Regions from separate parts of the Homo sapiens genome. Here region 1 is linked to region 2. Evidence: read pairs that join two places in POLR2A ChIA-PET (ENCODE). Cell type or tissue: Panc1. All regions are shown on one strand. Links, peaks and the distances in the headings refer to the core of each region. The heading gives the core; the rest is flanking DNA.

Evidence for each region. Peaks named below come from ENCODE experiments on the same cell type or tissue, not always from the same donor. Only the 100,000 strongest peaks of a DNase experiment are listed, where the experiment ranks them.
Region 1: POLR2A ChIA-PET joins it to region 2 with 15 read pairs; 6 of 35 experiments call an interaction of 5 or more read pairs at or near these places.

Annotation. Positions count from the first base shown.
Region 1 is chr10:21,499,187-21,515,526 of GRCh38, forward strand. It overlaps SKIDA1 (SKI/DACH domain containing 1), which reads right to left. Exons shown (of 4, transcript NM_207371.4): 4 at 14,289-16,340. The coding sequence ends at 15,910. Among named protein-coding and RNA genes, the nearest start is that of MIR1915HG, 10 kb to the left of the region's middle. RefSeq lists a silencer at 5,279-5,511. In Panc1, for the core only: no CTCF peak of the experiment used is centred there; no DNase peak of the experiment used is centred there; H3K4me3 peaks cover 849 bases; H3K27ac peaks cover 7,652 bases.
Region 2 is chr10:21,088,580-21,104,919 of GRCh38, forward strand. It overlaps a transcript of NEBL not described here. Among named protein-coding and RNA genes, the nearest start is that of NEBL-AS1, 77 kb to the right of the region's middle. RefSeq lists an enhancer at 9,021-9,315. In Panc1, for the core only: no CTCF peak of the experiment used is centred there; a DNase peak (open chromatin) is centred at 9,102; H3K27ac peaks cover 3,622 bases.

The DNA of each region.
Region 1 (16,340 bases), core at 2,215-10,214, 410 kb after region 2:
TTCAGAAATGCCATTGTTCGACTCCCACGTCACTCGCCTTCCTCTCATTTTATTTAACAATACCGGAGTTCTCTGATCAGTCATTCGGAATATGAGGCATTATCTGGGGAAAATTCACAAAGTGTCTTGATCTTTCTTTGGGAGATACTGTTAAGGGGTTTCCGCAAAGCATAAAGTGCTTGTTTATATTTCTGTCTTTGGACCGCACTGTGGATGGAAAGAACCAATGAATACTGCTTGAAAGGAAATCATACCGTAAATCCGTCAAAAATTAATTCGTCCAGTTGAATGTTACATTTCTATTTTCTGTTTTCGTGTTGGAAGCACCCTGATTTGTCACCAGAGGAGAAGTATGACCAGGTCTGGGTCCAGTTGACATGCCCCCACGTTCAACCCTGTCTATTTTCACCACTTAATACTATTAATGTGTTTAGTCTAAACTAGTTAACTAAGAATTTATTTGGGGGCGAGGAAGAGCCAACCTTTGCCCTGGGAGTTCTACCCAGCCCACTCAGCTACGTCCGGGAGCCTCCGCAACTCGCATTTCCCAGTCGCAACCCTGGGTCATTCCTGCCTCCGTCCCAGCTCCCGGACAATTCCCAAAGCCAAAGGCGTCGAGCGTGTTACTGGCTCCCACCAGCCCAAATTAATAATCAGCTTAACTCGTGGAGGCTTTGAGCCCCAGTGCTCCGTTCCCTGAAGCCTCCCAGTGCGGAGCCCGGCTCCTGCGAGGACATCCTTGGAGGGGGGCCGGGGCGCAGGGACGGATTTCCTGGGAAAAATTGTCGCTGGCGTGTTGCACCTAGAGGGCTGTGGGCAAGGAGGCACGCACCAATGTCCCAGTTCTGGGCTCTCAGATCGGGATTCCTCCAAAATCGCGACAGCCGCTCAGGTGCTGGGTGCTCACGTTGGCAGCACAGAGCGCCAAATGCACGACCCCGCGCGCCGCGCGCGACCTCCACGCACACTTAGAGCCGAGGTGACAAGGGAAGGCGGCGGGGGTGGAGCCGCTCTCTGGTGGAGCATGATCAATCACTTTAAAGGGTTCAAAAGTTCCAAGTTCCCCTTTGGAGGGGAGAGGTAATGCTTCCCGCGGCCTGCTTCTCTCTGAGACCCGCGGGTTCCCGGCAGCCGCGCAACCACTGGGGATCTCGGCTGCCGCTTGCGGGAGCCCCTTCCGGGGAACACGCTCTCCGGGCCGCGCAGCCGGGCGAGGTTGACGCAGCTGCTAGGGGGCAGTTTGGCTTCCCCGGGAGTACCGGAGTCGCTCGGCAAAAACGTGATCTCAGCCTGCAGGGCCCGGGGCGCGCGCTTTTCCCTTTCTCAGCAAGCGGGAAAGGCCTGTTGGCAGAGGCCGGCGGAGTGCTGGCGGCCTGGCGGCTGGAGGCTTCGGCGGAAACCTGAGCTCCCTGCGACCTGTTCTGCTAGCAGGGGCGGGGGAGAGCCCCAATAAGCCGCCCCAGAGGCGGACCGTGCAAATTCCTAAGAAAAAGCCCTCTAGAAAACACCAAGCCCTTCCAAAAGCCGTGGCTCTGCCCCTCCCCCGTCCTGCGGCCTTCCATCCTGGCCCCTCGCATCACCCAGCCGGCCCTCACCTGCTACCTGGCCAAGGGCCTAGCCACCCCTCTGCGTCCCCGCCCCTGCTTTTAAGCTCCTTCTCCCCCTGACCTTTCTGAGGCCTGGGCGAGGGTAGCCAGGGTGCTGCAGAGGAAATGAAATTGTTCTGGAGATTACAGTGGGGCTTTGGGCCAGAAGGGTTTTTCCCCTTCTTTTTCTCAAGCTTCCATGTTAAGTGCAAACTTGTATCTCCCGTCACAAGAATAGCCAAATTTTCTCGCTTATTTGCAGTTTTGCAAAGTTCTACACACAGATCAGTGAACCTTAAGCGCCCTTGTTCAGCCCCACATTGTGGAGGTTTGTCAGGGTCCCTGGGCAGTGAGCGTAATGACAGGTGAATCCAGCAGCCCCAGGGGGAGCCCGACCTAACCCCAGGACTTACAATAGGCCAGGGGGCCAGAGGCTCCCCACACAGCTTCCAGCAACAGGTACTCTACACCAGGGCAGGCCTACAGGGTCCTTCGGCTTAGGCACTGCCCCTAGAAACTGCTTCAGTGACCTGGGACAGAGAGGCCCCACCCACATGTCTTCCCCCAAGGAGATTCCTTCTCTCCAAATTACCCCTCGGTCACACAAGAACAAGAATCTCTGCGCTCTGTGCCACCTGTCCAGACACAGCCAGGCCTTGTTTCAGCTGCAGCAGAGGCCCTCACAATGTAAGCCCATTGGTGCTTTCAACCTGCTTGTTCTTCTGACATGATTTAAAATAAAGAAGAGGAGGAGGAGGGAAGGCAGAAGAAGAAGCAGGGAAGAGGAGGATGGGGGGTGGGGAGGAAGAGGAGCAGGGGAGATGCAGAATAAAAGATGGCCAAAGGGGATCAGCACAAAATGGAACAACTCCTTTCTTATCCAAATTGCCCCATAACTCAGTCTTTCCCACACTCTAAAAGAGGGATAACTGGTTTCAATAACTATTAATACTTTCTCGAAGTAACTTTTTTGAGTGAATTTTACTCTTGCACCTGACTGGAACCGACCTACCCCTCTCCCCAACCTGAAGAGAGGAATGGGCCATGTACCTTTGGGGAGATAAATAGCTTTATAAGGCATAATAGCCTCCCTGTAGCCAGTCATCACTCCACAGAAAGCCAGGGAGATTCAAGCTGTGAGAACCCAGGTGCTTTGTTGCATAACCAATCTCAGCCTTAATCCAGCCAAGGTCAGCCCACATTAGATTCCCAAGAAATGGGCTTAAGGTTCCTCCTCCTGTCTGGACCATTCACAGGTAAGGAGATCCTCACAGAGAAATACATCTAGTACTTACAACCAAACTCCAAGTGGGAGCAAGTCATCATTGTGATGAGAGTAGAAGACCATGGCAGAGAAGGGAGGAGGTGTAGATATGTGTAAAGAGAGAGAGAGACATGTTTGCTTTTGCCCAACTCTACAGTTCTAGCCTGACTCAGTCCATCCTCACTCAACCACCAGGGTAAAATAGAAATCAGCCTCTGGGTTATCAGAGAGAGAGTAGTGGTTGTGTGTGTATGTGTTGGGGGATGGGGGTTGTTGCTTTCTCCAACCCCAGGCTAGTGTATAGGGAACGATATCACAGATAGGAAAAGATGGAGTAGAGGGAAAGAGAGGCTGGAGGAGAACTACAGCCTACAGTCACTCTGAGGAACTCATCCTCATTAAAGAAATCCTTTCTATGATGCTGCATGTCTTCCTCAGATTTGTGGCAGCCACACTGAAGGAGGAGGCAGCTGCAGGAGCTGCCGCTGCTGCATGCAGGCATCCAACAGTGTGTCCCTAGCAGCCGACTTGGTGTCCCCAGTGTGAAGAGCCCAGGCTTTGCCCATTAGGCTGTGACTGAAAACAATCCCCCTGCTCCAAGCAGCTTCCACAGTGACTACCCCAAATCCCTAAACAGATTCCTGGACTGAGAGAATACAGTTCATAGCATGAATGTCTAAGAGCGGGATTCAGTTAAAACAAAAAAAAAGATAACAGAAAATCCCACCCAATTCTGAAATCACTAATGAAATCATGTGTGGTAGTGGGTATTTGTCCCTGCATGGATTACAGTTTCATACTTTTGTCCCTAGAATGACATTTCAAAAATATTCTCCCCTATGTAGCACCAAAGGCTGTTTTTATGGCCTGCTATTGTGAATCAACCTTCTGTAAACCATATTGTGCATTTTCCCCTGGATTTTAGTGAAAGAAGAATTGTGCCAATGCAACTGCTTTGTCCCAGCGCTGAAACAAAGACTAATACACGGGAAAGAGGCAGCCTCTGCAAAATGTACTCGTCTCTGATTTGGGAGGAAAGCTCCTAGAGTGACCAGCCCATAATTGTGGTTGATATTTAATCCCCCTTGGTACAAAGGCTCATCTTTTCACTAAGCAGAAGCACCATTGAGATACGCCTAACCTTTAGGGTTATATCCCAAATGGGGAGTCCAGGGCCTACGCTTGGATTATCTAGGTCTCTTCTATTTTGTAAAAATATACACAAAAAAGCATTCCTCACAACAAAGCATTCCTAATCACTTCAGCTTCTTGGTGGATTTTTATTCCTGTGTCCACTTGGGGTATTGAAATCGATCGCTGCAATATTTAATATATTACACTCCTAGGGTCATCCCTCTCCTAAGACCGAATTCTCTCCCTCATGCCCTCAACTCAGCCCAGTTTCTATCCTCCCACTACCATCTGTCCAGGTCCTCTGTTTATCTGTCCACATAACGCCTTTAATTCTCAGCCCAGCCAGACAACTTCACGTTTATTCTGTTTTCTTCTGTTATGGAAAATGCTGAAAGCTGTAGGCAACAGTGCACTTAAAAGGGAAAATGAGGAGCTCAGTAGATTGGATAAAATTAACCTGCCACAAACAACCTCATTAAAGAACTGCCTACCAAGAGTTAAGAATTAATAGCAAAATGGATGGGAAAAAACCCTTCAGTGAAGAGACCTTAAACCTCTTTCCCTGAAAGGTGCATAATTTACAAGCCCAACCTAACATTCAGTTTTATTTCCCTTTCCTAGTGACCTGTCCCATAACCTTGTAATCCACTGCGGGGGTGTTTTCTCTTTTGTCCCTTTCTTCTGGTTACACACCCATAAGTTTGCAAGCCCAAATATTTTCTGATATTTTTGGTTCAAAAATGCACTTAAATTATTTGGAGCCTTTTAATTTAGAAAGACACTTTAAGAGACTCCTGGAATACCCTTTGGGAATTGTTAGATGATTTGAAGAGTGCCCTTAAAAGAACTGTGTTTGGATAGGAGGGGGCTGAGGGAATCATGCATAAAGAAGCATGAAAAACCAGAGTGAGGACATTTTGTAGATTTAGTGTTCTGATGGCACTGTGGTTTATTTTGCACATGAAGTTCAAATTTAAGTAAAGCCCATGTATATGGGCTGTAAGTTGCTTTTCTAATGTTTTATTGGGCAGTGTATTCTATATTGGCATTTTATATGCATAATCTCATTTCAATGCAGAGCCGCATACTAAATCCTGGAGCAAGCAGATGAGAATGCTATATGGATATTACACTCAATTTCATTGGCTTCAATGAGACTTTGCACATCGCGATTTCCATTGTAATGGCTTATCTTTGGCTAGAATTTTACACATTGACATGCTATTCCTTTGGCCAGGATCCTGAATGAAGAAACCATGTCAATGGAACAGCCATAATGATTCCATTCACATTATAGCAGGTAACTGGGATCAATGGTTCTAACAGAATTTATAAAAGACTTCCTGCTTCTCTTTTTCTTTTCTTTTCTTTCTTTTTTTTTTTTTTTTTTTTTTTTTTGAGACAGAGTCTCACTCTGTCGCCCAGGCTGGAGTGCAGTGGCACGATCTCGGCTCACTGCAACCTCCGCCTCCCAGGTTCAAGCGTTTCTCCTGCCTCAGCCTCCCGGGGAGCTGGGACTTCAGGCGCCCGCCACCATGCTGGGCTAATTTTTGTATTTTTAGTAGAGATGGAGTTTCAACATGTTGGCCACGGTGATCTCGAACCCCTGACCTCAAGTGATCTTCCCGCCTCCTCGGCCTCCCAAAGTGCTGGGATTACAGCATGAGCCACCGTGCCCGGCCTTCTCTGTTTCTTAATATTATTTTTTTGCACTTTTTTTTTTCCTGAAGGAGATCACAGTTAAAATCAATCTTGGAGTATACACTAAAGTAGTGGTTCAAAACAGGAAAAGATAGGAAATTCACAATCAGGATGCTTCCAATTCATCTAGAGATCCTTCTGTTGTGTCAGGATATTATATGTAGTGCCTTCATGTGTGGTAGGATCAGATCCTATTCAGATAAACCAGTTAGAGACTCACAGAAAGGACAAAATTTTAGAAATACTTGTAACCTTCTTAAGTCTACAAAATAAGTTATATTTCTTTCCCACTTAAGTTCTACAAAATAAGTTGTTTTTCTCCTGTTTAACAGTAATCTTAAATTACAAACACAGACTGAAATATATAAGATAATAAGAAATGTTGGCCATATTAGAGAAAGTAGATGTTTCAGAGGTAATTTCTTTAAAGGAGATGATAGAAGTGTGTAACTAATTTCCTAATTTACTTTTAAATTTATGGTGCATAAAGATGTAAAAGGATAAAAAACACAAGAATTAAAATATTTTCATTATTTTCTTAAAGTCATGAGCAGCAAAACAATTGAACAATTTGAATGTTAACCAAGATCTTCCGCTTAAAAATCTTCCTTATTTAGGAAAGGGGGGAAAAATCCCACCTCTCTTTTTAAAATCAGATAAGAAACATTCCGGTAGTAGTGATGTACACCCTTTTAATTCTTAATCATAAATGTTTAAGTTTGTTTTAAAAGTCTTTATTATTAACAGAAAAAATAAAAATTGGCTTCCTAAAGGCCAATTTGCCACATGATGTATAACACTGGGAACAAAATTAAAAGCATCTCTTTACATTTGCATCTGGCAATGTGCTCCATGTTAGAACCATAGCCATGTGTTTATGGAGTGCAGCTCTCCTGGTCTTGAGATACATGCTGTTTTTTATAGCCTAACCAGAATAGCTCAGCACATGCAGGGCAAGAGGCTGCAAAGCCCTGGCCCCTCACCCCAGCAAGGAAGCTCAGGATCACTGCAGGCTCCCACACTGCTTCTCTCAGCACTGGTGTAAGTCCAGATCTTACCCTCTTTCCACTTCTGGAGCAAATATTATGAAATATGGGTATTTCCCAACATAGCCTTCACCTGGGTGCAAGGGTTAGGTAGGGGGAAGGGAAGAAGGGGAAAAGCTGAGAGACTGGGAGGAGAGAGAAAACAGAAGATACAGGGAAAAGGGGAGAAAGGTAAATAAACCTGTTCAAGGCAATTCCCACCGTATCATGCAGGTTTGACTTTGAATGGATAGGATAACTAGACATCTGAAAGCTTAACCAGCTACTGGTCTGCATATTTGGACCCAACGTAGAGGAAGAAAACGAATCTCAGACATTTGCACCACTGACAGTCAGGGTATTCATTTGAAGGGAGGCGGGGGGAGGAAAGAAAGAGATGAGAGAATGAATGTAAAATGTGTCTTTATTCCTGAATATCCAAGAATCTAGGCCCTTGCAGAGACTGAAACCCCTGCCTACTGACCAAGTGGTAGCCTTCAGATCTCTCATATATCTAACTTTCACAGAAAAGGGGGAGGAGGTCAGCTGCCTCCACTCAGAGCAGCCTCTCTTCCACACGGTGTTTCCTTTCTACTGCTCATCACTTACCACAAGTATTGCGTTTTTCCTGGAGCCAACTTAAACTGATCTTAAAGAGGGCAAGCACTAACAACAGAAATTCCATTTTAACCTCTTGTGCCCTACATGTGCTTCTCCCAGCCTCCAGAATTCTGAGTTTATTTGTTTGTTTGTTTGTTTTGGTGGCTTGAGGAAAAGGAGAGTAAGCTGCCACTCAGATGGTTTCTCTTTTTTTTCTTTTCCCTCCCTTCCTTCCGTGCACTGGGGCTGGAGAAGGCCTTTGCAGAGCTGCCCTCTGCTAGCCTGGTGATATTTTAGGGTCTAAGTCAACTGACTGCTGAGCGTTTTCCATGCAAAAAGGGTCCAACACAAACGTGTTGATGGTAGTGATTAGATGAATAACTGCATCTTACTGGAAGGCCTCTAGACTGCCTGCTACTATCTCTCCACCTTTTTCTTTCTTGTTTCAGTTATCTACCCTGAAGGAAGATCCAGACAGCAGGAATTAAGGAATCAGGGACACTCTGGCATCCTAGGTACTTGGGTTGTTTCCCATATATTCTTTTTAGACTATATACATACACATCTGTGGGCAGCAATCTCTTCTGATTCTCTTTTGGAATCCCTCCCACCCCCCACATACACACCTCTCTGGCCTTAAACATTTCTTGCAACAAGGGGACAACCACTGCCCTTTCCTGCCCCGCCCCCGCCCCCCACACACACCCGGTTAGGCACCAGTCGCCCCGCAGCCATGGCCGCAGCCGGAAAAGAATAGAGAGCTCGCTGTGCTGCAATCCAAGCCGCTCAGCTCTGGGCGAAGAAGACATCGTGGGAGCTAAGCAGTGGCACAGGATAGGGCTGTTCCCTGACCAATAAAGCATTTATTCAGCTGAGCAAACGTTTTCGGAGCACCCAGCATGGCACTGCTAGGTGCTGCTGTTCGGTCCCAGGAAAATAAAGGGAGATGGCAGTCCGCAAGGCGAATGTGAGAGGAGACCTGTACGGAAGCCATCGACAAGAGTTTCACACTACACGTTTTGGGGTCGTGTTTTTCCAAGCAAACCCGAGTGATCTTTAGGGAAAGCCAAATACACTAGACGAAAACATCCTGTTATGAGAGGCAGGGACGGTGGAAGCACAGCTATCTGAGAGTGCGTTAATCAGTCAGGATAGGGGCTTGGAAGCCCAGGGCTTGAATTTGGTGAATTCGTGCAATTTGGAGCATTTCGACTTAGTATTGATCCCTAAACTCAATTTTGAAAACAGCCTCCATTGCAGAAGTGTGGGTTGTGTTATCCCAGTATTTGCATGCATCGATTGGACTAAAATAAAATGCATCATACTCTCTGCAAAGAAGGAAGAGGCAGGGACAATCACAAGAGGAATAGCAGAAAGTGCATAGTTAATATGGGTTGTACGCGAATCCGTGAAACAAGTGCCTTAAACCCAGGGGGATTTCACGTAATAGCTAATTTGGTGAGAGCTAGCGCGCAAGCAAGCAGAGGGCCATCTTAGAAGGGAAGGAAGATAGCTGAATATAGGCTTTTCCTACTGGAATTAACATTTCCTTGTGATTTGCATTAGCTAATGTCTAAACCCTCACATGCAGCCCACCTAACCCAGGTTTTCTTCTACGCTTGTAGGCTCAGTAAGGAATTGTCTTCCTTCTAACTGCACTGCCAGAGCTCAGGGGCTGCGGAGAGGCGGCTGCTGCTTTTCCCCCGACCCACTGGGTCCTAAGTGCCGGGAAAGGCCGCAGGGCAGATGCTGGGGAGGCGCTCTCCGCTTGTCCTCTCCCGGCCTGCAGGACCCCAACGGGTTCTCTCCTCAAAGTTAATCCGAGGAATCCAGCGCCTGCCTGGTTTTGCCCATACCCTTCTCAGGTCCCAACTGGGAGGAAAGGGAACTGGAGGAGATGGGAAAAGGAGATAGGAATATTTTATCTTAAAGAAGACATTCTTTTTCCTTGTTCAACACACAAAACCAAAACCCCTTCCTCTTATTTCTCCCGTCTTCCGATTCCATTTTAGTTTCTAATGGAGACTGTGTGTGTGTGTGTGTGTGTGTGTGTGTGTGTGTGTGTGTGTGTGTGTAAGAGGGAGAGAGAGGGAGAAAAAGAGAGGGCGAGAGGGGGAAAAGAAACAGGGGGTTAGAGAAAGAAGAGAGAGATGGAGATCCCTTTAAACAAAAGACAAGAGGCCTGAGCTGGGGCCTGGAGCTGTCCCCGGAGCCTGCTCTGCCCCGCAGACCCTGCGGTCTCCAGGCCCGGTAGGCTTTTTCAGGTTCCGCAGGCCTGGCCGAACCGGCCAGATCCCGCGTTCCAAGCGTCTGGAGAACTGGAGACAAAGCCCAAGATCCAATCCCACCGCAGAGCGGCTCAAGCCGGCGCCCGGGACCCGCGGGCCTAGGCGCGACCCCCAGCAGCCTGTGACCGAAGAGGGGAGCCCGGGACCCCTCCGCCTCTCCGCAGCCCTCTCGGGCGGGGTCCCCCAGGCCCGCCCGGTTCCCCCTGCCGCACTCAGCCAGCTGCTTTTGGAGGCCTGCGAGTTCCAAACACGCCTTCCCATTAATTAAAACCTGGAAAGCCTGGCCACTTTCTTCTCAGGCCGAGGCAGCATCTCCAGAGGTCCCCGCGGCACTCTCGGCCGGCAACGGCTCCCGCGCGGGGCCTTGGAGGCCGAGCGGCCATTTACTGCCCTGTGATTGCGCCGAGGACCAGGTTAGCTCATAAAGCCTTTCACACTCAACAATGGGGATTTTCTCAACAATTAACAAGAAACAACATAATAAAGCCATTTACAAAGACCTTGCTATTTACTATAAATTAGGCACTCTTTAAGAGACCAGTGCGTAATTTCACACACTTTACAACTGGGGCTGCATTTTAAACACCCGGGAAAACAAGCTTGTTGCACTTTCCTGTGACCTAGCTGCGGTGCACCTCTGTTTCCCCTCTTCCCCGGTAGCAGCTTTGTTTGCATTGCTGCACTCCAACCTCCCCAACCGAGGGTGGCTTTCCAGGTCACTCTCTCACGTTTCCCGTTTCCAGGCCATCATTCCCCTTGCAGATGCACGGAGAGGTTCCCAGGGATGGGGACCACGCGCCAAACCCAGCCAGCCGGGCCTCATCCCATTCCTCCCACTGTGGGAGTTGCGCCCGGCCCTGCCTGCGCCCCCCGCGCCCTCCCCAACACCCAGGGCCTCTGGTCTTGAACCACTTCCCAGAAGGCGTTCGCGGCCACACTGGCCCAGGGGAAAGCCCCAACCCTTTGCCACTGGCGATCCACACGCGCCTTTTGGAGGCCTTGGCCAGCCCTCCGCCCAATGCGAAGAGCTGGGCCCCATTTGCCTGGGGAGCGGAGATGAGGCCTGGGCGAGAAGGTGAGAAACGGCGAGGCTGCGTGTGCGTGTGCCAGGGTGGGCGATGACTTCGGGACACACAAAAGGAGCGCCAAGTTGAGGGGAGGCGTTCCAGGCCCCGAGGGCCGGCCCCCGCGCGCCCTGCGCCCCCCGCTCGCCCCTGGCCTGGCCCCAAGGCCGACTGGCCGAGAGGCTGCTCGGGAGGTGCCGCGGCGCTGGCCCTGCCGCTCGCCCCGGGGGTCGACATCGTCACCCATTCAGAGGACAGCAAGATCTGGGCGGGAAAACAAAAGTCACAAAGAAATTTGTTTGCCACCATGCAAAATGGCGGCACTTAAACATCTTTCTTGTGGTGGTGGCCCGGCCCAGAGAGCCCGGAGCTGCCCTAGGTTTAGCGCGGTGCGCCCTAGAGCTCGGCGGCCTGGGGCAAGCGAGGGGGAAAGGGACCCTGAAACCCCTGCGGCCCCCAAGCCGGCCCTTAGCCCGCAGCCCATCGCGCGATCAGCCGGCCCCTGCCTTCCTTCCCAGCCCGCCAAGCCCCTAGCCCGCGCCAGCAGCCCCCGGCCACTGACCGCTGTTTACAAACACAGCCTGGGGGTGGGGTGGGCCGGCCGGAGCGCGGGCTGGCGGGGTGGGGGCGGCCGCGCGCCCCGGAGGACGCCACCAGCAGAGAGGAACGAGGAGTTGGTGCGAGAGAGCGGGCTCGGCAGCTGGAAAGGACTGAACGCCTTGTTTTTGAAACTGTCAATTCCCTCAACCCCTATTGTGAGGGCTTCATGCAAAACATCTCAGGCCTTTTAAAGTAGGAGCTTGTGAGGCCGCCACAGTTTGAAAAGAAGCGAGAGAGGAGCGGGGGCCCAGGGCATGGGCGAAGAATGATAGCTGGGCCCCCCTAAGCCCTCCCCACGTACTCTGTTTTTTTTTTTTTTTTTTTTTTTTTTTTTTTGCAAAGGAGGGCATGCCAAACAGGTAAAATGCAGCCCTCCCCCACCTCCTAGATCTGCCCTATGTCCCCATCCCCCAGGCTAGTTTGCAAAATGCCCTTTGGCCTAGGGAGCAAACCAAAACCAAAGCTAGCATCAAAAATAGTTTTTCCTTACAGGGAAGGGGAGAATCCTGGTATGATTGGGGTGACCGGGTGGACTCGCTAAGGTGGATGCCCTGTTCCTCCTTGCCAATTTCCTGAGGTTAGTTGATGGGAAGCATTTTTTTCCCCCTTTCCTAGTTTGGCTCTGGGAACTCCTTTTTACAACCTTCCCAGCAGGAAGTTATTTTTAAGGTGAAGCAAAACTCACCACATTTTCTTTATTTTTTAGATGCTAATGCTTATTAAAAAAAAAAAAAAAAAAACAACTTTACCATGAAGGATTTTTGTTTTTGCTCTTTGAAAGAAAAAAAATGCTTTTGAGGAATTAGTTTCTACATCTCTTCCTGCATGCAAACAAAACTGTCATTTTCATATCAGCAGAAACTCCCAATTCTTGTTGATTAGAACTTTGAGGAATTTCTAGACCATTGAAAGTCGCCCAGACACAGAAAAGATAAAAATCCAACACCAGCCCCATGTAGTTTGTGTTATTGTTGTTTAGTGGTGGCTCCTTGTTGATTTTCAAATAAACAACCATTATTGAGATTACTCCACTGTAATCAAGTAAGCCAGTAGAAAAGAACACCCACTTTAAAAAGTAAATAGTGGAAAAAGAGCAAGCTGCATTTTCTATAAAGGCGGATAACCTGACTGTGGAAGACAGAGTACACACACCTCTTAAAAAAATATTTAAATTTTCATTTCACAGTCTTATCAGGAAATTACTTTTATAGGAGACCAAAAATAAGTTTGTTAACCCAAAAAGTTAGAAAAAGAGCCTTTTCCTGCTTTTTTTCCTCATGTCTGTAAATGTTGGACTTTAGACACAGGAATCAGTCACCCTGGAGTCATATAGTGCTTGTTTTTTTGTTTGTTTTTAATTCTATGCCCTGAAAACATCTAAATGTAAAAATGTAATCTATCAATGGAGGTAACTTGTTTTTTTCTCAATAAGGCTTAACTTTCTGAACAAATGGGACATTTATAGCAGCTTAGAAAAGTCTAGATATTGTCATTAATCATAAAACAACCAAAATAATATAAACAGTACTGAGAATAATTCCCATATCAGAATGGGGAAACAACTAAGGGGCTAGCAGGAATTGAAAGAATACCTTGTATTTGCAAGTTACTGCATACTATTTGGTACACTTTCCTTACAGAAGCCCTAACTCAGGTTTTGCTGTGGTTGGCTGGCTTATGGTAGTACTGTGGGGTGAAATTTGTGTTGACTATTTAATTTCTTTCCTTTTGATGGTATCACTCTGGAAAGCCTCGGCCTCCATGCTGTTCATTCTCCAGCTCCTATAAACTGAAACTATTGATTCTCTGAGGGTTAGAGACTAAGTGTCAAAGCTGGAGGCCAATATTTTATGTCAGAAATTCCACAGGGTATATTTGTTTTAAATTGTGCTTATTCCATCTTACAGTCCTTCCACATCCAAGATCTGTAGACTTCAAATTTATTCTCACTTTATAATTTAGGAACAATGAGTCCTTAGCCAACAAGAGAAGTACTAGTCTGCGTGTAGTAGTCACCGTACTTTGAACTTTCTTAACTTAGAAGTAATTAAAGAGTAGAAATTACACTCTTCCAATGTGTGTGTCACACTTTTTACAGATTGATTTTTCAGGACAACTTACTGCACCTAAATTCTGTATTGCTTTCCAAAGAGGAAAGAACTGAGATTATGAAGCCAATTGTTTAGCTTTCTGGGGCTTTAACTATAACATGGACTGGTCTTTGGAATTATATACAAACAAGAATTCAAGGATACCATCCCCAAATTTTCACTTTGACCATATCTACCATTCCAATAAAAAAGAATCCAGTGAACCTACACCTGGCATGGCAACATTCAAGAAGGAAAGGAAGGAAGGTAGTTGAAAGCATCTGTTTACTCCATCCAAATGTATTTGGATGCAGGTATTCTCAGCCTCGGTCCTTTACAATAAGAGGAAAACCACAGAGCATATTCAGCAATTAGGGGCTGAGGCCATCCAGATCTAACTGAAACATTTATAGACAAAAGGAAAATTTCAAAGGGAATAGGAACTAAAAGGTTAAGGAAAAACAAAAACAATAGACTGAATTTCCATGAGAAATAGTGACTTAAATTCACACAGTAAACATTTCATTGGTGTTTTGTTTTGTTTTGTGATTTATGATCTATAGATGCAACTTCTTAGATTCAAGATAGCAAGGATCTGAGATACATAATTTGTCAGACTAAAGGAGGTGGGCCAGAAATTATTAGATTCAACTTTCATTAAAAAAATCACTGATCTCTGCTTCACTTTCTTAAGCCTGAAACTTTTCCTACTTGATGTGTAACAAGTTTGTAAAGTTTTGTTCTTGCTTGGAAAGAAATCCACCAGTGTTCTGCACAGAACCTGACTGGCCTCGTCACATAGTATTACAACAAAACACTACACCCAATAAATGCATTTCTTTCAGGCAAAAACATTACAAGTGAAAATGTCAACAAAACCATTCAATCCTGTTAACCGTTCTTCAATCTGGAATAAGTAGAAATGTATGGAACCAGGAATTTTAAACAGTGTTTTTAATTGAAAATAAAGCTAAAGCATGCTTTTCAACAGTGCAAATTTCCATAATTTTGATTTACTGCTTCCATCATCACAACACAGTACACCAGCATGGCCCTTACCCAGGGCTAGACCCTAGCATTTGCATGTTGAACTACTTTGATTTTAAGTGCAAATATAGATAGTCACCTCTGATTGTCACTTGCAGTAGAAACTCTCCTGCTCTATACACAGGATGGTCTGAAAACACAAGTTTTAGAGAGATGCAGAAAAAGTATAAGGTCATAAAATCCAAGTGCCTGAGTTCTGGTACCAAAAAGCCCTGAAAAAACTGTTATTTTTCATTTGGGGTATTGCAACTCTGACCCCTCATTTTCTTTTTCTTGGTTGTATTTACTGATTTGTCACTATCAAGAGTTCGGCCATGAAATATTCTGCTATTACGAGAAATATTTCAGCCCGGGCATGGTGGATCACACCTTTAATCCCAGCACTTTGGGAGGCCGAGACAGGCGGATCACCTGAGGTCAGGAGTTCGGGACCAGCCTGGTCAACATGGTGAAACCCCGTCTCTACTAAAAATACAAAAATTAGCCGGACATGGTGGCACGCGCCCGTAATCCCAGCTACTCAGGAGGCTGAGGCAGCAGAATCGTTTGAACCCAGGAGGTGGAGGTTGCAGTGAGCCAAGATTGTGCCACTGCACTCCAGCCTGGGCGACACAGCGAGACTCTCTCCAAAAAAAAAAAAAAAAAAAAAAAGAAATATTTCAATTGTTTTGGGAGTTTGAAGAGTCATGTTCAGACCACAAGATAAGCAGGACAATAGTAAGAGTCACCTTATTTAAAACCTTTGGGTGAGAACACAAAACAGACTTTTCCTGTTGCAAAGGAGTGGCTTTAAAAGTAAAATCACACCCTTTACAAAAAAAATACAATTCCGTATTTATTTTACTCAGTATGTATGAGGCAGCTTTTACTAGCATTTAATCAGGACTCACACCCCAATCTTTCCACTAAAAAAAAAAAAAAAAAGTTAAGTGCAACTACTCTTGGAGAGGGAATAAGGGGAGTCAAAAGAAAAAGATACCCCACAAACAAGAGCTCCAGAAAATAACATTTTGGGCTCACAGAAACTTCTTGCTACCTCACCTCACCTCACTGTGTAACCATGTAACCTAACAAACTTTCACTGAATTAACAGTTACACTTTCAGCTCTGAAATCTAGTGCATAAACTTAATGGCTCATTGTAATATTTATTATTCAACCTTTTGACATTTATTTGTAGCAGTTGAATTGAGGTACCGGGTGCATTATTAGCATCGAAACAGTAAAGTGTTCCAGCTCTACCGTAATAACTGAGTTTTACTTGAGTCTTTAGCCTGAAGTAGTCTGTGGAATGTAAACCAACCCTTCTCCCACCCCGCCCCCACCCTACTCCAGAAAAAAAAAAAAAAACCCGCAACGGAAAAAAAGTAATCCGATTTCTGTCTTCAAAATGCGATAAACCAGGACTCCAAAGGGGGTGTAACACATTAATGGACTTGTACAAACCATCCTGTGCAGTTTACAACAAAAGGAAGGTAATATGGTTCAAGAAAATATCTTCCAAAACATTTTTATGAATTAAATTTCCTGAATTTGTGACTAGGTGGAAGAGGTATTGCAGAACCGCCCAGCTGCCATTTCCATATAGGATGGGCCTTGTGAGGAGTTTGAGAATCCTTAGTGGTGTTTAAGGAATACGCCGGCCACAAATCCCCATCTCTCCCAATAATGAGTGATGGTGGACAAGGAAAATTTGCCATGAAATGAAATGGCCTTTTCACTGCTGATGCTACATTGCTGGCTACCTTTTTGCGTCTGTTTATAACTGTAAAATCATCCAGTGTTCCTTCATTTGTCTCAGTTTTACCTGTAGGACGAGGGCTTCTAGCTGATTTCAAATTTGGTTTGACTGGAGGTGTCTGAAGGACAGGTCGCTTTCCCAGTACTAGTGTCCGGTAATTTTTTCTCACCCTGGCACCAAATTTATATTCCCCATCCTCAG
Region 2 (16,340 bases), core at 4,546-12,545:
AGCCAGGTACTTCCTGCGGGGATGGAAACTAGAATATTTAGTAAATGGAAATACAGTCTACTATAATGACTGTAAAAGACAGAGTGCAGGCATCAGATGCACACATTAGCAGCAAAGAATAGTGACAGCCATCCTTCCAGTGGAAGATGGACTGTACCTTGGAATCTTTCTTACTCCAACATTCTGGACAACCACTACCAACTGGCAGAGGCCAGCAACTAAGATAAGAAGTATCTGCCAACCCTTCTACAGAGTCAGAGAGTCCAAGCTTCAGGGTTAAGGGAAGTCTTTCTAGAAGAGCTGGAGACTTTCTGGAAGAACTGCCCTCTGCCGTGAGGATGGGCAGTTAATGAACCACGCGAGGCAGGAAAGATTGTTTGAGGTAGCAGCACAGGTGAAGCTCTAGAGGGGAGATGGGTGAAATGAGGGTCCCCTGGCACTCTCAATGAGGAGAGATGGTGCAGTGACAGAGGAGACAGAAAAAGGGAGGCAGAACAGGTGTTAAGGAGGTCAAGTTGATTAGACAGGATTGTGTGGGAATTAAAGAAGAAGCAGTGAAAGAGGACATTTGAGTTTTCTGCTTGAGCGGAGTCTAGAGGATGCTGACATTCAGGAACTAGGCAGGAGGAAGGAAGGACAGGTCTGTGGGGTGACATGAGGTCAGGGCTGGATATGAGCAGTGTGAGCTGCTGTGGAGCCACACAGGGCACAGCTGGATCCCAGGCCTGAAGCTCAAGGTAAGAGCTGAACTCCAAATATGAACATGAGCATCATCAGCTTAGAGCTAGCCATGGAAGTCCTGGACTCCAAGACTGCGTTGGAACAAAGTGACTGGGACACGCAGCATGGAGGATTTCCATCAGAGCTTGGAGGAATGTTACTGGAGAAGGGGAGCAAGAGCACGTAGCCAAAGAGGTGGGGGGTGACACGGGTGAGTGTGGCAAGAGGGAAGCTGAGGGCAGAGAGACCGAGAAGGAGGAGACTGACGGGGAGCCACTGAATTCACTCAAAAAGTGGTGTACTGGTACCTGGCAAAAAGTGGGTGAAAGCCTGGGTAAGGGGGGCAGGACTGGAGGCTGCTCTCAATGATTGATAGGTGAATGGGAAGCGGGGAGGCAGAGGCATCCTTCACTCACCAATGTGCTTCAACAACAGAATCTTCTCCCTTTTCTCCCTCCTTCCCCTGCCCAGATAAACATCAAATCCTCCTCTGAATAAAAGTCCCCATTCGAGTTAAAATAAGAAACATGAAAACAGATGGGTTTTCCAAAAACATGTCCATAGTTCCAATATTCAAAATTACCCATTTGTAGCACTGTGCCTTCTTTTAAATTTAAAAATGATTACACATCATCTTCTATAGTGTGTCACATATGCAGAACGTACAAATGGCCTCTATGTTGATGACTCCCCGGTTTGTATTTCCAGCCCAGATCTCTGCCCCAAGTCCCAGCTGTCCCATTGAACATCCTGCTCACAACTCAGACCAAACATGGCCAAAGGCATCTTCCAGGTGCACTGTGAGCTCCAGGAGAATGGAAAGAATGAAAGTCCTGTCCGGTTAGGCCAAGAGCTACGGTCTTCCCAGTGAAGTGCTTGCAAAACAGTATTTATCACCCCAAGAACCACTGCCTACTAAAACTACACACAAAGATTCTTGCTATAAACAAAGATACATGGATATCTTCTAAATCACAAGGGCACAAGTACAGTCAGCCCTCCGTATCCATGAACTCAACCAATCGCCAATCAAAATATTTGAACAAAAGTGTAGAAATTCCTTTTCTTGTCATTATTCCATAAACAATACAACAACTATTTACACAGCATTTACATTGTATTAGGTATTATAAGTAATCTAGAGTGATTTAAAGTATACAGGAGGATGCGTGTAGGTTATATGAAAACACTTTGCCATTTTATGTCAGGGACTTGATGTTCTGGAACCTACCCCCACAGATATTGAGGGACTGTATTCCCTCCTTTGTTTTCTCTCTCAATTATAAGAATATATTTATACAATAAACAAATTAGTCACACTTAACACTTTTATTTTGGTACTTATCCAACTCACTGACCTGTGTCACACAACATCACTTGGAGCCAAATGCCAGCCTTTAGGAATTAGGAAGCTGAATGGCCGCCCTATCGCCACCTGGTTTTGTCATTAGCCAGTTTCCTCCTGGCTCAGAAGGCACCACAGCTCATCGTTGCTGGCCCCTGCTGTTCACTTCCTGTTTGTGGTTCAGTCTAGATCCATTTATCTACTGAGCTTTAGAAACACATCTCCAACCCACCAGCAGATCCATGCAGATGACCTGCAGACACTTCCGGCTCAACAAGACAAAACCAAGGTCATTATTCTATACCAAAAATGCCAATTTTTTCCCAGCGTCCCACCACCACCCACCCAGCCACCCCAACTAGAACCTCAGCACAATTTTGATTCCTCCCTCTCCTCCATGCCCCAAGGTCAACTCCACCTCCTGAACCTCTCTCGGATTCGTCTGTGTATTTCCTTCCCTACCACTGTGAACTGGGTTCAAGCCTCCATCATCTCTTTCCTGGCTTACTAACATAGCCTTTGACTGCAGTCAAGAAAACAAGTTCGTGTTTCACATTTAGCTAAGAAGACTTTAAATGTCTACACATGCAATTCCATTGTTGGGGGCCGGAGGTTGCCCCTTATGAAACATCTTGGTTATAAAATTTTCCTGCCAGAACATTTGAACTTGGATTCTCATTTTCCTCAAAAATCTTAAGAGTTCATGTGTCTGGGCCATTTCAATACATAAATAAAAAAGAATAAAGCATCAAGGATGCTAGCTAGATGTTATGTTCTTTCTATCACAATGAAAAAAATGTATGAGACAAATAGGCAGCCTACAAAATACACTGTTAACACAAAACAAAAATACTTCACTTCTTTATCCAATTAGCTATCAGTACCTCAAGTTTCCTCTGAAATTCTCCCAAATTCAGTCGTTGTTCTTCATCTCTCCACTTGAACTTATTAATTCATGCTTAGATTGCTACTTTCATTTTATTATATTATTTGGGGGATGGGGGTCAGGGTCTCACTCTGTCCAAGGCTGAAGTACAGTGGCGCAATTATAGCTCACTGCAGCCTCAAACTCCTGGGCTCAAGGGATCCTCCCATTTCAGGCTCCCAAGTTGCTAATACTACAGATGCACGCAACTACACAAGGCAAATTTTTTTATTTTTATTTTTTGTAGAAATGGAGTCTTGCTATCTTACCCTGGCTGATCTTGAACTCCTGGACTCAAGCAATCCTCTTGCCTCAGCCTCTCAAAATGCTGGGATTACCGGCAAGAGCCACCACGCCCACCTTGTCACTTTCAGATAGTTTTTTCTCATCTTGCATTTGCTATTGATATTTTTACCCATAGCTAATTTAACCCTATAACATATCTTTTTCTTCTATTTGTTAAGGGCGATTTTAGTTATGTCGTATCTTACAGAGTATCAGCAACTACAGGCAATCTGATAATGGAAGAGTTCTGTTCTCAATTCTTCATCAAGTTGTCCAAAGATACATTAAGCAGAACTGGTCGTTATGTGCTATCACTACTCATATGGTCTTTCATTGATTGTGGGAACAAGGATACATGTTCTACGGGTGTGCCATTCATTCATTCATTCATTCATTGATATGCCATTACTACAGTCAAGAGAAAGCACCAGCTTCCCAAAGTTAAAATAAACATATCTAGTACTATCCCACTGTTTGCCTGTGCTTCTAAATATAGAAGGCAGTTAGATTGCTCTAATACCATTTAGTTTGTGCAAAACCCTGTTTTTTACTATGTTCCTCTAGAAGTAACAGTAAATTATGTGATGATTTATTCCGATATCACTTCATGTATTTGAAGTTCGTCTGACCTGCCTATAATTTCCCTTGTCAATCTATTCTGGCTGTGTGTTTTATAAGCTAGTCACAATACTATATTTTAATTCACATGGACTTCTTTTTACCTCTATAATTTAATAATAATAATAATAATAATAATAATAATAATAATAATAATGGCTCACCACCAGAGTAGCACCTGCCAGTTCCTTTAGTAGCCAACAGGCCTTACTAATACAAATAGTTCCAGTTCTTCAAAGCACTTTTTAACTCTTTTTCTATTTTGACTCTCTACTTTCATCAAACCTGGGAACTGTTCCAGGCCCCTTCACATCTGATATTTCTTATGAAGAATGAATCGAGTAAGGCATTAAAAAGCCTTTGCCTTTTCACCAGCTTATGTTATCAGCTTTCCCAGCCTGTCCATCAGAGACCCATGCCAAGCAACTTGTGAAATTATATTACTCTAAAGTCTTTCTGGAACTTTCAGTAGCTAGCCCATATGGACAGGATCCAAAGTGGACTCACAGTATATTTTCTCTGATGTGGGAACAGTTTATGACAAGAGAATAATGAAAATCTAAATTGCCTTGTACAATTTATTGTATTTTATTTTTGTTCTTGGCTTCTTGCGTATCTACCAAGGAGAAAAGAGGAAATAATTTTTTAAGAGTACTTTTATTCATTTAGCAACAAGTCTTTTTTTTTTTTTTTCCATTTTAGCAGAGCCAAATGAAGATTCTTCAAGATATGGTATCTTTTCACTTGGCTGTTTCTGCCTGGGTGACTCAGAGGATAAGTATTTGGGAAAGACATGAATGGTAGTGCCAGGGTCCACCAGCCCAGAAGCATTGGACGCATTTTATCATAGGACCATGAGTTGGACAAAATTTTATAGGTGAGAAAAAAAGAAATGGGCTGGAGAAGGGAGACTGTCATCTCTCTTGGCTTGCTCTGTCTCCTCCTCTCACCCATCAAGTCAAGGGAACCAGACGCCCAAAGCCAAGTTCATCAGTCCCTCCATCGGCACTGAAAAAATCCATCAGTGTTCATAAGCTGCTAAGCTTGTGTAAACTGAATGCCATCTCCAAATTTCCAGTCTTGCCAACAAGCTGAAACAGGAGAAAGAATATGCAACCAGATGGGGGTCACAGCATTTTAAGTGCTTTCTTCAAGATTAAGAGTTGGTAGAACCAAGAAAAGGAAAAGACATACAGAATGTCTTCAGCTCATGTATCCACAGATCTCTGTCTTGTTCAGGTATATCTAAGCTCATCCACTGGAAGAGGAGAACAATATTTTATCCTGAAAAATCTACTGCTTCGTAAACAAATCAATACATTTCTTGTGAAAATCTTTTATAAAAATGTCCTAGACTGGTTTCCTTAGCCTTCATTGCATGTGTTACTCATGATCCATGAATCACACAAAGTTCTCACTGACCTTCTTTTCTACAGAGATATTTTTTGCGGGAACCAGAAAACATTTTGTCGTTTTTGTGAAAGACTATTTTCCATTCTAAGCTTTCCATAGAAAACTATATTTATCTGTGGTTTGACACATTAAGCATCACTACTCAACTTAATTTGTTCTTATGGGTCCTTAAGAGTCTAAAAAAGACCGGGCTGGGTGTGGTAGCTCACGCTTGTAATGCCAACACTTTGGGAGGCTGAAGTGGGAGGATCACTTGAGGTCAGGAGTTCAAGACCAGCCTGGCCAACATGGCAAAACCCCATCTCTACTAGAAATATAAAAATTAGCCAGGTGTAGGCCGGAGACGGTGGCTCACGCCTGTAATCCCAGCACTTTGGGAGGCCGAGGTGGGCGGATCACGAGGTCAGGAGATCGAGACCATCCTGGCTAATACGGTGAAACCCCGTCTCTACTAAAAATATAAAAAATTAGCCGGGTGCAGTGGCAGGCGCCTGTAGTCCCAGCTACTTGGGAGGCTGAGGCAGGAGAATGGCGTGAACCACAGAGGCGGAGCTTGCAGTGAGCCGAGATTGTGCCACTGCACTCCAGCCTGGGAGACAGCGAGACTCCGTCTCAAAAAAAAAAAAAAAAAAAAAAAAAAAAAAAAATTAGCCAGATGTGGTGGTGGAGTGCCTGTAATCCCAGCTACTCGGAGGCTGAAGCAAGGGAATCACTTGAGCCTGGGAGGCAGAGGTTTCAGTGAGCTGAGATTGCCCTAATCCACTCCAGCCTGGATTTTTGTTGGAAGAAACAAAAAAGGCTAAAGAAGACCAGAAGTCTGCTCCTTTGTAAATGGGACTCTTGGGTGGTGGCATGAATATTACAGACTCCTGTTAACATCAGATGACAAAGCAAGGTCACCTCTTTGCTTCTAAGTCTCACATTGTAAAATTAATTTCACCGAACCAGATTCAGCAATTGGAAGAATGGCAGTATCGTAGGAGAGACTAGAACCCTCTCGTCATAGTTTCCCAGGTGATGGTGAAGAAAATCCTTGGGCCAACAGACAGAACACAGAAAACGCTCCCTATAATTAGGTGAAGGGATCCAAAGTGTAGGTGTGCCTATATCCATAGTAGTGTATTCAAAATCTGACACCACTAAGCATTATGATCTGGGAACCACCTGCATCCCATTGAGAACTCACTTAGATAGAAAGGTTTGTTTCCAATTCACATTCCAAGGCCTCATCTCAGACCAACCAACCATATCAGAATCTAGAGGTGGGGCCCATGAATCAGCTCTCTAGACTGTTCATAAGTCCACTAAGATTTCAGAACCCCTGCCCTGAAAGCTGACCCTCACAAAAGTTCCATCCAACAGGGAGTTATCTAGGGAGTGGTAAAAGGTAAAGACATTTGGCCCAGGTAGTGATGGAACCAGGGAAATTCTAGCCTAAGAAAAGCAGATAAAAGATAAGACGAACATGGTCAGAGTGATGACCGTTGACAAGGAAAGATGGCCAGGACCAACTACAGATTCCCTTCGATGTAGAATTTTAAAATTCTAAATCACTAAACTTTTGGGAAATGCTGAGTTAAGGGTGTTAAACGGTGCTATTAGCATAACTGTACCTTTTAAAACCAAATCACTAAACTGCTATTTAAACTGTTAAGCTTAAGGATTTTGAAGCTAATCGGATTATTTAGGATGTGATTTTAATGTAAGTAGAGTCCAAACAAGAATGGCAATTTTCTATTAAATCTTGAAGGTTTTTGAAATCAATTCATCTTAAATCTGAATTTGGGGCACTTGGTGCTCAGAGAGAAAGGGACATCTCAGTGGCATCTGTCTCCTAGTCACTGGTTAGCTTCATCTTGATGCAATGAGATGTAATATATTCCCTTCAGCTTTTTGAGAAAATGACAAGGAAGACTTGGGGTTATCTCTCTCATGCCTCCCTCATCCATGAGTCCTCTTAGTACTGTTCAAAAGATGACGGAACTAGAATGTAAGAAAACCTGGGTTCTGAGCTCTACAAATCCCCTAACTAGACTGGATAAGTCATTTAACCTTGGTAGGTTGCAGCTTCCTAGTCAGTAAAATGAAAAAGTTAGACCAGATTATCCTCTGGCTCTAACATTCGAAATGTAACATTACACACAATAGTGATGCTGTGCTTTAGGCTTTAAATAGGATTAAATAGATCCCATAAGCATGTCCATTTATTTTCCCCTAAAGAGAAATGTAATATGTCAAAATAATCCTGTTGTTAATATTGTGACTTGGAGTGGAAAAAGCATACATGGAAAGAAACAAACACTACTGTGGACTTCAATACCACTGAGTTCTAGGATCCTCGTCCTTCCCTCTCTCTTCCCACTGTCCTTTGATTCCCTGCCTTTCCCTATTCTCATCCTCAGTCAGCTAATTCCCCTTGTTGGATATACATGGAATATAAACCATAATACAATTTGCATATAAAACTCGCTTCTCAAAAATACTGTTGAGGCTAGTATCTTAGATTAGCCTGAAGAAGTTGTTTAAAAGCCCTTTTATTAAAGAGTTTATTTAAAGAAAAAAAACAGAATGTTTACACGGGCTTTAGAGCAACTTGGTTTTGAGTGTGTGTGTGTGTGTGTGTGTGTGTGTGTGTGTGTGTGTTTTGAGACAGGGTCTCAGTCTGTCACCCATGCTGGAGAGCAGTGACCTGATCATAGTTCACTAAAGCCTCAAGCTCCTGGGCTCATGCAACCCTCCTGCCTCAGTTTTCCCAGTAGCTGGGACCACAGATGCTCACCACCATGTCTGGCTAATTTTTACAATTTTTTATAGAGGTGAAGTCTCACTATGTTGCCCAAGCTAGTCTCATACTCCTGGTCTCAAGCAATCCTCCTCCCTCAGCTGCGACAGGATTACAGGTATGAGCCATCAGGCCCGGCCTGAGTGTATATCTTTTTAACATAGATTTTGGCTAGTTTCATCACATTGGTCTTTCTTTCATTAACTTATCTCTCCTTTTTGCATCACTCTAGACCCAGCTATTTCATCTGAGCTCCCCACAAATTCCTCTACCCTTCTCTATTACAAAAAGGCTCAATCAAAAATCTCCAAGGCATCCTTAAAAAAAAAAGGTAATATTTCCTGGCTTATATTTTATTTAAATACACTTGTAGGAGTTTTACCTTCCCAGATACCACTACTTTGGAAATTTTCACCTCCACTCTCCTAATACTTTATTGTTTCCAAATAAAATTTATAATAATTATTCATTGCCTCTTTGCAAATAAAATGAGCTCAATATCCGGCCAGGTGCGGTGGCTCACGCCTGTAATCCCAGCACTTTGGGAGGTCCGGGGGGGGGGTGGGGCAGATCACAAGGTCAGGGGTTCGAGACCAGCCTGACCAACATTGTGAAACCCTGTCTGTACTAAAAATACAAAAATTAGCCAGGTATGGTGGCGGGCGCCTGTAATCTCAGCAACTCAGGAGGCTGAGGCAGGAGAATCACTTGAACCCGGGAGGTGGAGGTTGCAGTGAGCCGAGATCACACCATTGCACTCCAGGCTGGGCAACAGAGTGAGACTCTGTCCCCAAAAAAATACATAAATAAAATGAGCTCAATACAATGGTGTGTCCTTTCTGTTTTCTATAGCAATAGGCTGACCTCCATTTCAGCATGGCTTAAATGAGTCATTTTGTATATTGCCAGGCCCTGGGCTCTGCCTGTACTATTCTGGTTACATCATTACCCACAAAAGATTTACAAACAGGTTTCCATGGCAAGCTACAAGAACAAATGAAAGAAGTCCAAGAGAAGTGTAAACAGAAAAGATAAGTCTCGGTCAATTTCTGATGAAACTGGAATGCAAGCTACCCAAAGCAACGACTTCAATCACCACAACTGAAATGATTGTCATTCCCCTGAAACACGACAGGAACCGCCCAATAAATGAAGACATTGGACTTTTTTATGGATGTAATAGTCACAGCTCCATGAGAAAGACTCTAGTAGCACAAGGGCAGTCACCTTCTGTATACCAATTTTTTTCCTTGTTTAATGGTCTAGACAAGTGTTACTGCTGTAATTTGTGACCCTACGTGAAATGAACATTCGTAATAATCTCCTTTTGAATCTTGATGTTTTCTGTAACCCTGGTAGCTAAGTGCTGATAACAACAATTATCTAAATGTTGCAAAAGGATGAAATCAGTAACAATGGGTCTACTGAAAAGAGGCAAAAATGTGAGTGGATATGAATTTATAACAGCAATAGGGCTAAAGCTGCAGGGCCCTTTCATGTAGGAGGATAGCAACACACACACACACTCATTCACATACACACACATTCTCACTCACACGTGCACACATACGTACACACACTTGTACACATTCACACACACTGTCACACAGAGAGTGCAGAAATGAAAGGAGACATTTTCACGCATCCACACAAAAGACAAAGATCAAACTATGACTCTTTCCTCTTTGCAGCCCTACAACTCTTCCTATCACACAGCAGGTCATCAATAAATGCTCATTGAATTGAAATATGGTACCAAATGCAGACTCAGGAAACCCAATGGTATTTAATAATTATTATGCAAATAAAACTGCATCTTTTCACACAGAAATAGGGGTGACTTGTTCTACCTCCCTTAGTAATGAGAAGCCATTCTGGACATCTTACTGCTAGACCTGGAATAATTTCTTGTTTCTCAATTCCCTCTCTTAAAAATTCCTCCCTTCCCAATCAATCCATGAAGATAAACTCAGTTCATTTGGTGTCCTACAAGATTGTTACAGGAGCGCATAAATACACTCCTATATACATATGTATCATCATAAGCTGAATGTATATAGAAAACAAAAAAAATTAAGGAAGTCCTCCTCTGGCCAGCTTTCCCCCATGGCCTCTCACTTGAACAGTTGTTTTGCCTGTAGCCACAGGTTTAGCAAAGAAATCAAAGTGAGATAAATCTAGCCAGGCATGGCGGCTCACACCTGTAATCTCATAATCCCAACAATTTGTAAGGTGGAACCAGAAACATCACTTGAGCCCAGGAGTTCGAGACCAGCCTGGGCATCACAGCAAGAAACCACACCCACCAAAAAAAAAATAGCTGGACATGGTGGCACACACCTGCGGTCCTATCTACTCGGAAGGCTAAGGCGGTAGGATGGCATGAGCCCAGGAGCTCACGGCTTCAGTGAGCCATGATCGTGCCACTGCACTCCAGCCTGGGTAACAGAGAAAGACCCTGTCTCTAAAAATAAAAATAAAATCAAAACAGAGTGAAGCATATATACCTTTTTCATAGACATATCATTTTTTAAAATGACATGAACCTACTGAGTAAATTATTAAACTAAAAGTGACGGGTATGAATTCAATGATTCCCATTTCTTCTTCTATAACCTCACACACTGAGTAGCCCACCCACCGACATGGCTGCTTTGCTCAGCTTGCTTCCCTCCTCTCCTTTCGCGTCCTCCCCTGTCTGGTGCCAGCCTGTGTTCTGTCCCTTCACACCAGCTTGCCATTGCTATTCCTGCCATCTGGAGTCGGTTTTCAGTATCTCTGTCTCATCAGCTCTCCATCTATTTTAAAATATCATCTGAAAACATATGTTCCCCCAACCACCACCCCTTTCAATTTCCTCTCTGCTTTTATTTATTTCATCTTGACTTCCTTTAGCTCTGAAAAACTCATCTGATTCACTTCAGAAAACTGCTCTACAAAGGGCCGTAACTGCATTTGATATGAAAGATTGTAATCTCTCAGATTTGAAATATCTCATATGAGTGGCCAGCACATGTTCTTCCATTTTATCTCCATGAAAGGATGGAAGGAGGGAGAAAGACTGTGAGCCAGGAAATGAGGGTATTTCCAACATTAAAATCACCTTGAATGTTGCAGATCAGTTGCAAGTGTTCACTGTTGCACACTCCTCTGTTGAACAAGGCCAAAGAAGCCAGCCCAAGATATTACAGTCACTGAAGTTTTGAAAGCAGGCTGTTCTGAACATCTTTGTAAACACTTATAACTCAATAAGAAACTGTTGAACCCCTATTTAGGTTTGCCAATAACAGAGTTGCAAAAAAATAAAATAAAATAAAAACAAGAAGTCCTCCTCAATCCTTTCTATTTCCCTTAAAAACACGCCCAATAACCTGGCCTAAAAAGAAACAAAACCCCAAAACAGGGAGGGGATGAATGTGCTTAGACACCCACTCAGTCAAAAACTTCCATTTCCAGACTGCCCGGCCATCACATTCTATTGACTCTTTAGTTTCCCTAATTAACCTCTGCTGCTGTGATCACCCCCTTTTAATTCTCTTGGCGAGCATTTACTAAGCGTGTGTGGGATGTGTGGTACCCGACCATTCCCCACCATCAGCCGGTCCTTTTCCACGCTGTGCTGTTGACTGTGTTTCTTTCATCCCACTTGCCTTTTCTTTCTTTATTCCCTCTCGCCACAGTGAAGAAGCTGAAAAATGAGGAGCTCACTCGCAAACTCTGCTCCATTGTCAGCTGTGCGGGCTGCCGCAGTTGTTAGAGCTGGAAGAATCGATGTTGCTAAGCAACACTTTTGCACCCTGTGTAAAAGATAAAGAGTGCAAAGCATGGCTCTGAGGATGAGGCCGTCCAGTTTCCCGTGAACCCTGGGGGGCTGACCTCTGTGCAATCAACAGAAAAATGTAGATTCTGTTAATACAGGGCTTGGGGAGGAAAGTTCTTCAATTTTCTTCCTTTTTCTTTAGATCATTTCTAATTTTCTCCAAAAGAAATATGACCTGATGGGCAAAGAGATGGATATCAAACCCCTAGTTTGGGTTTCCAGGATTGGTTTTGCTACAGATTTCCTTGTTGAACAGAGCTACTTCATTCTATATCCTTCCATGACTCCGTTTCTTCCCTGTGAAAAAGTGGAAATGAAAATCAGCTGCTTCACAAAATTGTAAAAGTGAAGTACTCAGCAATGACTAAACTATTATCCATTAGATGATGATAACAAATTTCCTGTGATTGGTCTCAGATGGCTCTTGTAACAGTTTTTGTTTCTTTGTTTGTTTTAATCGAAGTTTCCATTCCCACACATCGACCTTTCACGGGAACATTTTGTGGCTTTTTTTGGAAGGAAATACTCACCAGAATGTAACTTTAGAGACACAGGGGAGGTTATTTCCTTCATTCACAGGCCTGAAGCAGAAGTGGATGGACCAGGGATGGGGTAGAAAGGTGAGCCTGTCTCCTAGCCACATGACTCAAGTCTCCCCTCTGTGTCACTTCCTGAATTGAGGCAAGAAGTGAACAATCGGGAGACATTATGATATCATTTTCCATGAATTCTAATCATCTGTAAGGCTACAGCTTCTGTGATACTCAAATCCTTCCCTGTGGCTAAGGCTGCTAGGCAGCCTCACAGTATCGATTCTCAGTTCTTCCAAGGTAAGACTTCATGCCCAGATCACGTGCAGGCAATGTGGTCAAGTAACAGCTCTGGCTAAAACAATCCACGCAGAAGTGATGGGTAGAAATTTCTGGTAGTAGTTTTCACTCCTCCTTCTGCTACCCCTTCTTGTTAGAGGGAAAGTGGACATGATAAGAGCCACTGTGAAACATCTGGACAAAGGCAAGACCTAGAGACGGTGGGGAAAAAAGAAAACAAGCCTGGGTCCCTAATGGTTTCCCAGAGCAGAGCCCCTGCATTAGCTAGGACTTAGGTGACAGAGAAGTACATTTCCACCTTGTTTAAGCCACTGTTGTTTGGCTTCTCTGTCACTTGCAGCCAAACTCAGATCTTAAATACTATGTACCCCCACAATTTATGTTCCACTTCAGAAGCTCTTCCAGACCCAAGGAGTGTCAAGCACGCCACTAAAACAACTTTGTGCCCAGAGGAAACTCCAAATGAGCTCAATAAGTGGAAACTGTAATAAGATCTACCACTTACTGAATGCATCTTTCCACTATACCAAGAAAGTGAAGCACTTCTCATCTATAATTCAGTTTAGGAAACATCACGCTTTGACTAGCCAGCATCTATTTACTGAGCACCACTGTGTACAAAGCATTGTCCAAGACAGAGTAGAAGCCACAAAGGTAGACAGGGCAGGCCTGTCTTCCATAACATTCTCATAGGTGTGTCACAAAATGTAGCATTCCGTTAAGGGCTTAATTAAACTACCTGTAACTATCCTGAACAATTCATTTTACTTCTCTGCAATGTCAAACATCATTCCTAAGGTCTCATCTGCTCTAAATGTCCAGACTTCTACCACAACTGTTAATAAGCTACTTAAATGTTTCACCAAAGGCAGAAGTTAGGATTCTTACCCAATGCACAATCTAAACTTAGTCTCGAAATTCTCTATATCTTCTTTTTTTAACAGCTTTAATAAGATATAATTGGCTCACAATATAATGCATATATTTAGAGTGCACAACTTAATGGATTTTGATATATGCATGTCCATGAGACTATCACCACAATCAAGATAATGGACGTTTTCATCATCAACTGTTTCCTTGTATCTCTTTGTAATGCATTCCCCATCCTTACCCACTAACCCAAACCCAGGGAACCAACAATATGCTTTCTGTTGCTATAGATTCAATTGCATTTCCTACAGTTTTATTGAAATTGAGCCATATAGTGTGGACAAATTACTATTGTCTGGTTCCTTTCACTCACTTTGAGTTTCCTTTGAGTGCAGTTGTCTTACTGGCATGCTTGACATTTCTTGGATTTTCATTCTTTTGAGAGTCATTAAATATATTGATATTTCCTTTTCATTATGAGTACTATTGCATTGTATGAGTATAACAAAATTTAACCATGTACCTGTTGGAATTCTGGATTGTTTGTAGTTTAGAGCTATCAGAAATAAAGCTGCTATGCATGTTTGTGTACAAGTCTTTAACACATGTTTGCACACATGTTTTTTGTTTGTTTGTTTTATTTTTATTTTTATAGTTCCAGGGTACATGTGCAGGATGTGCAGGTTTGTTACATAGGTAAGAGTGTGCCATAGCGGTTTGCTGTACCTATCAACCCATCACCTAGGTATTAAGCCCAGCAGGTATTAGCCTAATGTTCTCCCTCCCCCCACCCCACTTCCAGACAGGCCCCAGTGCATATTGTTCCCCTCCTTGTGTCCATGGCACACATATGTTTTTATTTCTCTTCGAAAACTATCTTGGAGTGGAATCACTGGGGAGTATGGTATCTAACTTTTTAAGAAACTACCAAATTATTTTATAAAATATTTGTACTATTTTATAAAATAAAATGTATGTACAGGAGCATATGAGAGTTCCAGTTACTCCAAACATTTTTCAACTCCTTTTTTTTTTTTTTTGAGATGGAGTCTCACTCTGTTGCCCAGGCTGGAGTGCAGTGGCTGCAATCTCGGCCCACTGCAAGCTCCGCCTTCCGGGTTCATGCCATTCTCCTGCCTCAGCCTCCCCAGTAGCTGGAACTACAGGCACCCGCCACCATGCCCGGCTAATTTTTTGTATTTCTCGTAGAGATGGGGTTTCACCATGTTAGCCAGTATGGTCTCCATCTCCTCACCTCCTGATCCGCCCACCTTGGCCTCCCAAAGTTCTGGGATTACAGGCATGAGCCACCGCACCAGGCCTTTTTCAACTCTTGATAAGGTCAGCCTTTTCCATCTTAGCCATCCTAACAAAAGTGGTTTTACTTTGTATCTACTTAATGACTAATGATGTTGACAAAAAGAGGCTCCTTCAACTCTTCTGCCCATTTCTAATTGGGTTTTTGTCTTCTTCCTGCTGAGTTTCAAGAGTTCTTTATATATGTGTGATACATATTTTGCAAATATTTTCTCCTATTCTCTGGCTCCCTAGTCATGACATGCGATTATTAGTATCTTTTGAAAAGAAAAAGGTTTTCATTTTCATAAAGTCAATGTATCCATTTTTTTCATTTATAGTTATACTTTTTGAGACATATTCTTAAAATGTTTGCCTAGCCCAAAGTCACTAAGACAGTCTACATTTTTTTCTAGAAGTTTAATTGCCTGAACTCTTACATTTAAGTTTATGATATGTTTCAAGTTAATTCTTCCATGAGCTGTGAGGTAAGTGCTCAGGTTTTGTTTTGTTTTCTTTTCATGCTTCTGGATATAAAATTGTTCCTGCACCCCTTGTTGAAAGAATTCTCCTCACCCAGCTGAATTAACTTGGTGTCTTTGTGGAAAATCACTGCTCTACATCGCCCTGTATATCTTCTACCTGTATGATATTACCACACTGTCCTGATTACCAGAGCTGTATAATAAGGTTTAACATCACATACTATAAGTGTTCTAACTTTGTTCTTCTTTTTCCAAAATTGTGTTTTTGAATCAGCAAGTCAAATTCTACAAAACAAAGAGCCTTCTGGAATTTCAATTGAAATCATGTTAAATATATAGATCAATTTGGGGAGAACTGATATCTTAACAATATTGAGTCTTCCAATCTATGAGCATTGTATATCTCCCCATTTCACTAGGCCTTATTTAATTTTTCCAGCAACATTTTGTAGTTTCCAGTGTAGAAGTTTTACACATTTTTCCTCAAATTTATCCCCAGTATTTCATAAGTTTTGATGCTATCATAAATTGTATTGTTTTCAGTTTCAAGTTCTAATTGCTTATTGCCAGTACATAGAAATGCAAATGATTTTTATATTGGCTTATATACTGCATTCTCACTAAACTCACGTATTAGTTCAGTTGATTTTTTTTTCAGATTCCCTACGATTATCCACATAGACAATCATGTGGTCTGTGAATGAAGGTAGTTGTATCCTTCTTTTCTAATCTGTGTGCTTTTTATTACTTTCTCCTGCCTTACTGCACTGATAAGAACTTCCAGTACTATGTTAAATAGAAGTAATGAGGCAAACATCCTCACCCTGTTCCTCATCTCAGGGGAAAACTTTCTGTCTTTCACCATCAAGTAAGACGTTAGCTTTACATTTTTTGTAGATGCCCGATATCAGGATGAAGAAGTTTCCATCTATGCCCAGTTTGCTCAGA